2 separate regions of the Mus musculus genome follow, and region 1 is linked to region 2. The links are chromatin contacts, found by Hi-C or POLR2A ChIA-PET in ENCODE. All regions are on one chromosome and are shown on one strand. Each heading gives the region's core, a stretch centred on a gene start or an enhancer-like site at or near the end of the contact. The rest is flanking DNA. Distances are from core to core; before and after follow the strand shown.

What was found. A loop is a pair of places that touch in the nucleus more often than their neighbours do. ChIA-PET counts read pairs that join two places held with the same protein, here RNA polymerase II (POLR2A).
Region 1: a map of T-helper 2 cell shows a loop between it and region 2 (2.9-fold over the local background). The contact joins the promoter of Srsf1 here to the promoter of Tspoap1 in region 2. A Hi-C loop is called at or near these places in 1 of 37 maps with a recorded cell type or tissue (T-helper 2 cell). POLR2A ChIA-PET finds 5 or more read pairs at or near these places in 2 of 5 experiments (both embryonic stem cell).

Annotation. Positions count from the first base shown.
Region 1 is chr11:88,045,846-88,048,687 of GRCm38, reverse strand. It overlaps Srsf1 (serine and arginine-rich splicing factor 1), which reads right to left and starts at 1,315. Exons shown (of 4, transcript NM_173374.4): 1 at 656-1,315; 2 at 14-198. The coding sequence starts at 849.
Region 2 is chr11:87,759,111-87,761,854 of GRCm38, reverse strand. Tspoap1 (TSPO associated protein 1) reads right to left here and starts at 1,314. Exons shown (of 32, transcript NM_172449.2): 1 at 127-1,314. The coding sequence starts at 453.

The DNA.
Region 1 (2,842 bases), core at 66-2,565, 290 kb before region 2:
GAAGTCAACTCACCAGAGACAACCACTCTGTTCTCGGACCGCCTGGACGGCGGGCCATAGCGGCCTCTCGGGGCGCCGCCGCCTCCACCCCCGCCGCCGCCTCGGCCGGTCCCGCGGCCGCTTCGGGGAAACTCTACCCGCAGCCGGTAGCCGTCGTAGTCGTAGCCGTCGCGACCGTACACCGCATCTTCCGCGTCTCTGCGTGTGATCACAGAAAGCGAAAGGGGGGGGTGATGAGGGGAGGGAGCCGCCGGACCCAGCTCGTTCGCCCGCTCCGGGGGTGAAAAGCCGCGGCCACAGCGCACATGCGCACCCACGGGGCCACACGGAGCCCCACATGCGCCGCATAATAGGGCCGGCCCTTCCCCCACCCAGCACCACGCCGGGCAGAGGCTCCCGACCACCTCGCCGGCCCTCAGCGCCTCGGTTTCCCGCTCCGGGGGCTGCGCATGGGCTCGGGGGGTAGGGGGGACGTCCGAGGCGGCCGGCCACCGGAGACAACGCGCCGCCTCTCGGCTCTCCTGACTCGACTCCTGCAGGGGCGATAGCGCCTCGGAGCCCCTCCTCTCCCCCCATTATGTTCCAAGGCCTCCGAGCCTTCCCCAACTCCTCCACGCTATCTCCTCAAGGCCGCGCACGCCCCACGCTGCCTCACCGCGGGTCCTCGAACTCAACGAAGGCGAAGGGCGGTCCCCCGCGGCGGTTCTTCAGGTCGATGTCGCGGATGGCGCCGTATTTGTAAAACACGTCCTCGATGTCCTTGGTTCGGATATCCGGAGGTAGGTTACCCACGTAGATGCGGCAGTCGTTGTTCCCCGCCGGGCCACGGATCACACCACCTCCCGACATGGCGGCGGCGGCGACGACGAAAAGCGCGGACTCGGGGGGGGGGAAGGAAAAAAAAAAAAAGAGGCCTTCCTACCAAGCCTAGCGTACGGCAGAGCGAGCCCTCAGCGGCACCACGTCTCCCGCGGCCGCTCCAAAATGGCGCCTTTATCAGCTCGGCGCACTGATACCGGGGGGGAGGGGGAGGAAGAGAAGCCGGAGGAAGCGGCTCGTCCCTCCCAGTGCGCAGGCGCACGCCTCTAACGGGTGCTGAGAAGCACGCTCGCGCACGCGCGACGTCACCCTCCGCACGGAGGGGAAAAAGTCCCTCGCGTCCTGGCGGGTTGACTGGCTGCTGGAACGTCCAGGCGTTTAGTAAAAATCACATGCTCTGGTTAAAGCGGTTATTATTAATCCCCACTGAGTCCAGAATCGTCGGCCACCTCGGGGGTAGACCCTCTCTGAAAGCAGCTCGGCGCTCTAAAAAGATTGGGTGAAACCTATCTTGCAAGCGTGTCCCACCATGCTCCGCGGTGGTAACGGCCTTTGGCGGGAAAGGCGCCGCGGGGCGGAGATAGATGACGCTGAGCTGTTGCTCCGGAAACCTGGGCATCTTCTGCACTTCGGTGCCGCCGGCGGGAGTTGCAGGTGATTTCATTTAAAAGCCGAAGCGGAGCAGTGTGGCTTCTGCCTCTGGGAACCTGCGGTGGGCTGCATCTTAGTTAAAGTGTCTAGACGGATCCTCCATATCTATCTAAATGAAAACTGTGCCTTGAGTTTTCCTCTTCCTCCTTTCTAAGGATGAAAAAGGAAGAGTGATAAAACAGTTTAACTGCAGAGCCGAGATCCCGGTTCTGTGCTGGTCTAGGGAGATTATTTATTTATTTGTTTATTTTGCCAAGATTATCTGCAAAAGGATTCTTGCATTGGATACCACAATTTTGCTTCTTTGTTTTGTAATAACGGGAATAGAAGAGCCTTACGTGTGAAATCATACGGCCTTGTAGTGTTGTTAATGAACTCGAATTATAATAAAAGCAAACCAATCTGGACTTAAGCTTGTGTGCCTGAAATCCTATCACTCCGGAAGCTGAGGCAAGGAGGGTCCAGCCTACCCTGTTATACACAGTTCTAGTAAAGGTTATCCCGGAGCCAGGCAGTGGTGGCGCATGCCTTTAATCCCAGCGCTCGGGAGGCAGAGGCAGGCGGATTTCAGAGTTCGAGGCCAGCCTGGTCTACTGAGTGAGTTCCAGGACAGCCAGGGCTATACAGAGAAGCCCTGTCTCGAAAAACCAAAGGGGAGGCGGGGGGAAAGGTTAGCCCGGGACATTCAGGGAAACCCTTTCTATTAAAAATATTGAAAAACAAAACGTTTTCTTGGTGTTGTTTTTGTTTTGGGGTTGTTTTGTTTGAGACACGATTTCTCTGTGTACCCCTGGCTGTCCTGGAGTTCCTGCCTTCTGAGTGCTGGGATCAAAGTCACTACCTCCCAGCTAAAACCAGAGCCTTTCATGATTGGATAGAGACAGCCAGGCGTAGTGGTAAATGCCTCTTGAAGTTTTTGGGAAGCGGAATTTCAGGGTTCAAGGCCAGCCAGAGCTGTGTCGACCCTATCACTAATAAATATGCTAAGTCGGATCCCCACAGGTTCTAAGGGTGATTCTTTATACTGTAATTTTTAGTTTTTAATTTTTATGTTATGCATATTGTGTCTTGGGGTGGTGGGTCATGCCATGGCCCATGTGTGAAAGTCAGAAAATAAGGTGCAGTTCACCACTCATGCCATGTGAGCCCCCGAGATGAAACGTCAGGCTTGGGAGGAGCACCTTAACCAGATGAGTCACTGAGTCATTGCTGCCCCTGGATGTTATCATTTATTTACAACAGTCCAAGGATGTGGGGCTGCTTAAAATGAAACCATTAAATATTAAGACTGGCTGGAGAAATCAAGGACAGTGAGAGTGGGGGAGAGGCAGAAGTGATGTATAAGGTTTCTAGGCAAAATGCCTGAAGAACT
Region 2 (2,744 bases), core at 65-2,564:
GAAGGACAGATAATCACACAGGCAGACTCACAGACAGAGAGAGACAGAGACAGAGACAAGAAATGTGGGCAGTGGGACTACAGATTATGGCCAGTCCATCTTGCAGCCCTCTCCATCCTCTCTTACCTTATAAGCCTGTGCCTCCTCCTCCTCCAGCCCGGAACAGCTGTACCCAGGGCTCTCTGCTTGCTGCCCCAGCTTAGGCAGCCCGGTCTCTGTTGCTTCAGGATCAGTATTTCCGACAGGTCCAGGGCTATGAGCTCCCTCAGGCTTGGAACTCTCTTCAAACCTCAATCCTTTAACCTGCAGAGCTGTCGGAGTACCAGCAATGCTTGGAGATGCATCTCCAGGTTTGCACCCCTGGCCCTGAGTCCAGTGCTGCCAGGCAGGCAGTGCCCATGGCTCCATGGCTCCAAGGTCTCCAAGCCGTGGGAGGGTTGTCAGTTGCTCCATGGTTTCGGCAAGGGGCCCCCGAACCTGGACCTGGGGACATCACCAGCGGGAAGACTGACAAGGGTCATGCCAGACTAGACCATTCTCCCTGTAAGTGTTTGGCTTCACCGAGTCCATCAGAGGTTGGCTGAGCTCTTCCCACCCACGAAGGAGGGTTCAGAAGGTATCGGGGTTGCCAGACTGGAGCTGGGGTTTGCTCATGGTTCTCTCTCTCTCTCTTGTGTGTGTGTGTGTGTGTGTACGGGGTGTGTGTGGGGGGGTGAGAGACCACCACCAGGAGTGCCTGGCTGAAGGTATATATGTACGTGTGCCTCCAGGTCTGTCCCTGCAGGTCAGTGATGTTTTATTATGTGATTGGAGGATGAATACTCCGACTTGTGTATGTTGAGAAGGGTGGTGCTATGTGTCACTGTCTGTGCCTATTTAAGAGTTACCAGTTGTTTCTGCGTGGGGGTAGGGGCTGTCTGTATTGCAGGGCTGTGGCAGTGTGTGATGCTGTCGCCGGTCCTGTCTCAGTGTTGTAAAGCCCGGTGTATCTGTAGTGGCGTGTGTCTTTCAGTGTCTGTGAGTCTGGCCACCCATCACGACCACTCTGCCTGGAAAGGGTCCGCAGGAGTTCCTGGGAATGATCCCCAGTGATCCACTGTGGTCCTTTATCTCCAGCTTTTCTCTCCGCTGGCTGCCGCCGATCAGTTGCTTGCTGGGTGGCTGGGCGGTCCTAAGGAGGCCTGGGTCGATGGGCGGCTTGCCTCATAGTCTCTGCCTCAGCTAGTCTCAGCTCGAGGGACTGCAAGGGTCCCTCGCGGTCCCGGAGCTCCCCAAATGAGATGGTGGGCACGAAGGAGGGCAGAGCCTCAGAATGGGGAGTGGGGAGCAGGGGAGCATCATCATCCCTCCCTTCCCCCTCCTCCTCCCCTCCTGCCCACCAATAGGAAGTCAGCTGCTGGTTTCCATGACGATGGAGCTGGACTGGTGGGCTGGACCGGCAGGCAAGCTGGCAGGGTCGGGACAGTGGAAAGAGCAGGTTCCTTACTGGATGGTAGGTTAGAAAGCTACCCCCTCCGGACCCCCCAACATGGCCTCTTCATCCCCTTGACCCCACAGACCCTCACTTCCAGGGTGCAGAGGAAAGGGAGTAGAGACAGTCCTCTCCTTTCAGGCAAGACTGATGGGGATAGAACAATGTGACAGAGACCTAGCTGTAGAAAAGGACAGAGCTGAAATGGTGGGATTTGGAATAAAACAAAGAAATAAAAGTCTGAAAATAGAAAGACGAGCAAAAGGACAGAGTGTTGAAATAGGCTGAAAAACGACTTCAGCTTCCCCATGGCAGATCACATTTGGGGGACAGCCCAGCCTTCACAGGCTAGCAGGAGAGATCATAAGACAGGACCTTTTGGGCTGATTTTCCCTCAACCATCAGGAAGTTCATCTTCTGTCTAGCATTAGGCTTTATTTATTTACTTGCTATGAAAAAAAAATGGCTTTTGGGAACAAGGACATAGGAATTGCCCCAACCTAGGTGTCTGCCTGTATGTGGGGCACCTAGATCTCGAGAGATAAGAATGTTGCTCCTAGACGCAAGACAAGCCAAGGTCGAGGGCCCTCATGTGGCACCCCTATGGAATAGCAGCTAAAGCATAGAGAACACCCCCCACCCAGACAGTAGGCTCCACCCAGGCCAGAGCCAATGGAACTGGGTAGGGGTTGGAGTTGCATAAGAGAGAAGGTAACATTCATTTCTCTAAAGCAGTCTAAACATCAGTACACATGCTATGTCATGTAACTTTCAGTCAGCATGCATATGCATGTCATATTACATGTATGTATAGAAGAGTATGCATAGTATGTCTGTGTATACATGGAGATCACTGCATGTATGTGTGCTATTTTGTCTATGAATCTCATTGGATATATATCTGTGCATGGTTTTGTGTCATTGTATGTCTATTTGCTACAATGTCTATGTGCATGCAATTACGTATGAGTTTATCATTGCATTTTGCTATAAATCACAGATATCATGCCATTATACAGCACTAACACATTATGACATACATTGTCATATAATAATGTACAATGGCATACAATGATCTATGTACATGATAAACTTGCCTGGCATGATGTGCACGCAGTCTCTGTATATATATTCTCACCCCTCCATGCCTAAGGGGACTGTCTATAAGATCATCTCAGGATACCCCACTAAGTTCTCAAATGCTTAAGTCCTTTTATGTAAGGTGATGAAATATCCGCCCATGGCTTATACACATCCTTCTGTATACCCAAGG